Regions from separate parts of the Mus musculus genome. Here region 2 is linked to region 1. Evidence: chromatin loops called from intact Hi-C (ENCODE). Cell type or tissue: gastrocnemius. All regions are shown on one strand. Links, peaks and the distances in the headings refer to the core of each region. The heading gives the core; the rest is flanking DNA. Region 1 has its middle 310 kb from the start of Sh3gl2. Region 2 has its middle 200 kb from the start of Sh3gl2.

Region 1 (2,913 bases), core at 159-2,658:
CCTGTCTGGTACTGTTGCTGCTTGGTGGAACTATGTAGAAAGCAGGCTAAGATCCTCATAGCACCCAAGACGAAATGAAAAGGTAATAGCCTCAATCAATGGCCCGTTAGACTCGGTGCTGGAGGAAGTGTCATGTCGAGGCTCCCATACTTATACTTAAGCCCCCCTCATGTTCTTAAGAACTGATTGGGAGTCGTGGTTCTATACCAAGTTTTATACCCCAGGCCAGAGCGTTTTGGGGCACAGGTTTTATTCTAGCAACAAAGTTCAGTCACCTGGGAGCGATTTGTCCGTGACCACAAGAACTTCCATAGATAGGTCTTTCTACCACGGCTGAAAAATCTGCCATAGACCAAGACTGGCAGGAACAAAACATGCTTGTAACTAACACCATTGTTTCTAGTATGATCCACCCCAATCTAGGTGGATGTCTGAAAAGTTCCATTACTGACCAACGCAGCCTGTGGCCCTCTGTCCCAGCCTACTCTAGGACTCTCAGGAACATTCATGCCCAATTCTCTCTGTCTCCAAAAGGGTACCGCTGCCGAGAAAATAACCACTACTAACACAGAGATATGCAAACGAATTTCAAAATCTAAGCAAAAACAGAGGAAGAAAATCCCCCAATTTGGACAAGTCTCCATAAGCAACGCAGAGGAAAGGAGGCTATCTGGCGATAATTCCATTTTCCCAAAATTACCAAAATAACCCTGGAAAAATCGCATCTATATAGGCTAAATCATGAACAAACTGCCCAAGTCGTGGGTGATAATTAGAAGTTACATGTTTCTTAAAAGCCAGGCAAAGGTGCCTCACACATTAACAGGACCCTCCCTTGTGGCTTTGATACTCTCACGGCCCTTCTAGGTGGGATTCAGAATAGGGGTGGCCAGAACTCATCCTCAGGCAAACTCACTGGCCACTCCCCCCCCCCAACCTACCCACCTGCGCAGGCTTCTGGGAAGCCCACCTGTTGTGCAGTTCTCACATCTTATCACAGCCCTCCCTGGACACAAAGGGGCGCTGGGTGACAGTGTCAGTTGTTCACAGGGCGTTGGAAAATTTGAAACCAGGACGAGTGTGCCAATAAGCCTTTCCCAGGAAAGCGAGAAAGCTAGACTCAGCGAAGGGTTGAGTTCAGAAGGGGTGCGGATTGCAGGCAATACGAAATGACAGCTCCCGGGCTCAGCCTCTGCCTTCTCCCCTGACTTTGCTCAAATGAAAGGGAGTCCTGGGCGCAGGGGAGAAGCCCGGACAGGGTCCTGGTAAGTTCTGCCCAGAGCTTGACTCCGCAGACCTGGAGCTAGATGCCAGCACCCACTTCAGATTCAACTCTCCGCCACCTGTCCCAAGCTCCCGAGAAGGCTCGACTTCGGGACAGAGCTTCACGAAAAAGTGTGCTTCCCCTAAGTGACCAGAAGGGGTAGGGAGTGGGGTGGGGAGCCCAGGAGGATAGGAGATGCGCCGGCTGTCCTACCTGTCCTGCGACACAGAGGAGGCACCAGATGCCACCGATGAGGCGAGCCAGGAACCCGGGGCGGTTACGCGTCACCAGCCTTGCCATGGTCCTGGAGGAGTTGTGGAGCGATAACTGCGGACCCCAGGCTGGCAGGCGCAGCACAGGGCCGGGTGGGCGCGTCACTGCAGCGGCCTTGCAGCCCTGCTGCTTTGAATGGGAGCGCGTGCGCCTGGCTGGGGGCGTTCCGCGTGAGTGGGGCAGTCCCCGCCCGGTGGCTGGGCGACCCCGCCCCAGCACCCTCCTGCTCCTCCCTCTAGGGTCAGCCAAGCGCCGTCCAGGCAGCACGATGTGTCCGGGGGTGGGGGTGGGGATAAAAAAACGAGCAGGGCTGCTTTCTGCCTCTTTCTTCATTTTTAAAGGAAGGTCACAGCTGTTCGCTTTGCTCCAGTTTGGAATGCCACCCTGGCCATCCTGAGAGGGAAAGGTCCTTCGGTGCCCAGAGCCGGACCCTAGCAAGCTCATTCTTTTGGCTGGTGCTCTGGGGACCCCAGCTGCCTTTTGGGCTGCGCCAGAGTCTCCCGGGACAGGGGACCATTAAGAAACGTGTGATCTCACAGACTGGGACAATGCAATGTCTGTAGGTGGACAGTTGTCCTCAGATCACTCACGGTGATTCTATCATGAAACTGGTTTGCTTTGCTGTGTGAGTCTGGTAAAGAAGTAACCTGGGACCCACAACAGTTGGGTTCCGAGGAACTGGAGCTGGAGCTGGAGCTAGTGCCACGCACAGCAGGGGACCCAAGAGGTGGGATCAATTAGGTTAGCTTGGTTGGTAGTTTTTCATCTCCCTTTCTCTGGTCCACGTTTTTATTCCACTTCAAGCTTATTCTGAAACAAAATAGCTTTGCGCTCTGTTGCAATCTTTTGCCACTCAGCCCCAGCTCTTTTCTCCCTGAAAGCCTGGAGCCCTGGAGTAGCTTGCCCAAAGCATCTTTATAAGAAAGCAAGTCCCCACCCTCCCAACAGTCTTCCAGGCCACTCCACCCCTCTCCAACTTTGGCAGCAAAGCTGGAAGAGGCGGGGAACTGGCCCCACTTCAGTAAACTCTATGATAAGGGGAGTCAGCCCTGCCCTCCTGAAATCACTTCTATAAAGTTCCCATGTGCGGACTCGCTGGGATGAACCCAGCAACAAATTATGACGACGCTGCCATACTCCTTAGCAACCAACCATTCACTCAGTCTTCAGATTCCTGGATATCTTCCTATTCACTGGGCACTATGCTTAAATGTCATAGCCCATCAGGAACTGAGATCAACAGGGAATGAGAGGCGAAGCTATGGGCAAATTGCTTTAAGGAAATAAATGCTAGATGTCTCAACCTCAATCTTTGTGTGTAGACTTGCGGCTTTGCTATTTGTTTGTTTTGTTGTGTATGTGGGTGGGTGGGTGGG
Region 2 (2,913 bases), core at 274-2,773, 110 kb after region 1:
AGCAAAAGCAAATGTTTCTTGTGCTCTCTGTTTTTATACCGGAATTACTAAACTATTTTAAATTGCACAAGAGAGAGGAGAAAGGGAAGACAATAGCTGAGCTATTTTAGCACATATGTAAGTAAAACTTTATAGCACACTTGTAATTTAATTATGTTTCTGTTTGCTATCCAAAACATGTTAAACCGACAGTTAATGCCAGGAAGTCAGATAGGCCCTTGATAGGAAATGGGTGATTTACTAATATGGGGGAAGTTGCAGAACAGCCCATGGTTTTAAAAGAGGAGCATTTGTCAAAACCTTATCAATTGTATCTTCTCAGAATTCTTACAGGGACTCTCACAGAACATTGCAAGGTTCCCTGTGGCAGCACCTGGGTGCTGGCACTGCCAAAACTATATGGTAGAAGAAGTAAGAATTAACCCTTATGCACAATTTATGAATAATATTTTTGCATATAGTTTATGCATGCCATTATGAATGGAAAAAGCTTATAAGAGTCACTGACACATAGTCCCCTAACAAATAACATCCTGGTTTCTAGTGTCTGTCCTATGTATGGACACAGGAGGTATGAACTAGCAGGTCACTGTGGTACCACGGGAAGGGAGTACCATGGATGGATGGGATGCAAGCTTTTAGAAGCATGCGTACTACGCCCAGAGGCGAAGGGAAGAACTCTCCAGACACAGAGCAGGGCAAGCTGCATGCATGCTGAAGCAACCCACATACACCCAAGGCTGTTAGAATGCAGGCTGGAAGTGGGCTGAGGGACAGATGGGACCAATACAAAAGCAAGCACTGCCAAAGTTCCCAAGGGTACTGAAGTTCGCAGTTTATCCTCTAAACGATGAGAGGGGAGAATGAACCACACACACACACACACACACACACACACACACACACACACACACACACACACGATTTAGAAGTTCACTGAGGAATGGTGGAAGGAAAGGACTGTGGAAGGGCGGGCCTGAGATGGGGAGGAAATTTTAGAAGTGAAGAATCAGAAAGAGGAGGGGTCCGAAGCATGGAAACGCTGAGAAGTGACTGGGTAGAAGGTAGAGACATGGGCTTTTTCATGATGAATCCCTCTGCAAATATCCTCCCCAAGCTGTTGGGTATAATTCTTAAAAGAGGCTCATGTCCGTAGACTGGAAGAAGCCACTGGGTGCTGTCTTGAGCTTTTATTTTTGTCAGGGCTGAGGCTGAGAAAACCTCACCTCAGATTCAGATGTGTGGGCGCCGCGTAGTGGTCACTTTAGGAATTACAAGTATGGGACAGCATTCCCAAAGGCATGATCAGGGACTGGGTGTTGATAACTTGTCTGAAAGTGACAAACGCCACCCTGGAGTTTTGTTGCCTTTTTCAGAGGAACAAAAAAGTGTTTTGTTGTTGCTGTTGTTGTTGTTTTTAGGTTAAACTGGGTTTTTGCTCTTTGTTTGTTTTTGTTTTTAAAGCGACTTGTCTCTGCTAAGATAAGAAAATTGTCATTCCATTTGAAACAGTCTGGGGTGAGGCCAGCAGGTCCTTACCCCTGGTGTTTGTGTAGGGCCTTGTAGATGATTCAAACTGAACAGTGCTGTCCACCACAGGCTGACAGAGGGAGCCTCATTGTGTAGTCGTCCACTGCTAGTTGGCACTGGGTGCTAAAAGGGTGTTAAGGTTGATGAGCAGTTCAGCCTCTGCTGAGACTACATCTTCAAATACAAAGGCTGGACCACTGCGGCAGCACACCTCTGTGACTCCAGCACTAAAGAGATGGAGGAGAGTGGGTTGAGGGTGGGGGGTGAGACGTTCAAGGCATCCACCTAAGTTAGGCCATGAGTTCCCTGCCAGTCTTCACTATATAAGATTGTCTCAGAAGACAAAAGATAGAAAGGAGGATGGAGAGTATGAGGAAGAGAAAAGGAAGAGGAGGGAAATAAAAAAAAAAAAGAAAAAGAACTCTTGCTTTAGCAACTCTCTTTCTCTTATGTCCTTAGAATAGCCATTCTTTTAAAAAAAAATCTCCTCACTTGCCCTTTATAATTCCCAACAACAGCCTGTGTGCCACCTCCAGCTGCCACTGTGACTCCATCAAAGGTACCACTCATGGGGTATCAGAAATAGTCTTCTGTCAGCCTGGGCTGACCCCGCTACCCTACCCCTCAAGTTAGTTTTTGGAAAAGCAAATCAGATGTAGCCACTCCCTTTGTTCCTCAACTTCCTTCACTCTGAGGCAAAATTCCCATTGCTTGACCGACCTGGCAGCCCCTCCCTTACTGCCTGTTTTGGCTTCTGTTGCTTTCTTCAAGTCCTGTGAATATGCCTGCACTCGCCCAGGTCAGTATCTCTTTGAATCTGCAAGTCTAGACTGATTTACCCTTTATGGGATATAGTATATACCCCAAACAGTAAAATTTACCATGCCTTATTTTGTTTTTTCCATAAGATTTTATCTCTGATATTATGTGGTTATATATCTACTGTTTCGAATATCTCAGAACCTGGAAATATATATATATATATATATATATATATATATATATACATACATATATACATATACGTATATATATATACATACATACATACATATATATATATATATATATATATATATATATATGTGTGTGTGTGTGTGTGTGTGTGTGTGTGTGTGTGTGTTCCCATGAAAACGACTGGATGTTCTCTGCTTAACTGTTAATCTCAGCACCTAGAATAATGTCAGGCACATACTAGGTGGGCAAATACTGATTAAAGAATGACTACACTATTTCCTAACCCAGACCTATTGACACAACACGCCTCCCTTCACAACATCCCTGATTAACCTGTGCTAGCCCTCTGAATGAGGAAGTGGAGCGAGCTTTGGAGCACGTAATGAGTTAGTGCATTTTCAGTCCACCACCTCATCCTCCTTAGAC

The links. Peaks named below come from ENCODE experiments on the same cell type or tissue, not always from the same donor. Only the 100,000 strongest peaks of a DNase experiment are listed, where the experiment ranks them.
Region 2: it touches region 1 in a loop (6-fold over the local background); 3 of 42 quality-filtered maps call a loop at or near these places.

What each region holds. Positions count from the first base shown.
Region 1 is chr4:85,513,088-85,516,000 of GRCm38, reverse strand. It overlaps a transcript of Adamtsl1 not described here. Among named protein-coding and RNA genes, the nearest start is that of Sh3gl2, 310 kb to the right of the region's middle. In gastrocnemius, for the core only: a CTCF peak has its summit at 1,410 (motif pointing right); DNase peaks (open chromatin) are centred at 1,575, 1,989, 2,220 and 2,515; H3K4me3 peaks cover 1,634 bases; H3K27ac peaks cover 847 bases.
Region 2 is chr4:85,403,302-85,406,214 of GRCm38, reverse strand. No RefSeq gene overlaps it. Among named protein-coding and RNA genes, the nearest start is that of Sh3gl2, 200 kb to the right of the region's middle. In gastrocnemius, for the core only: a CTCF peak has its summit at 1,267; DNase peaks (open chromatin) are centred at 725 and 1,255.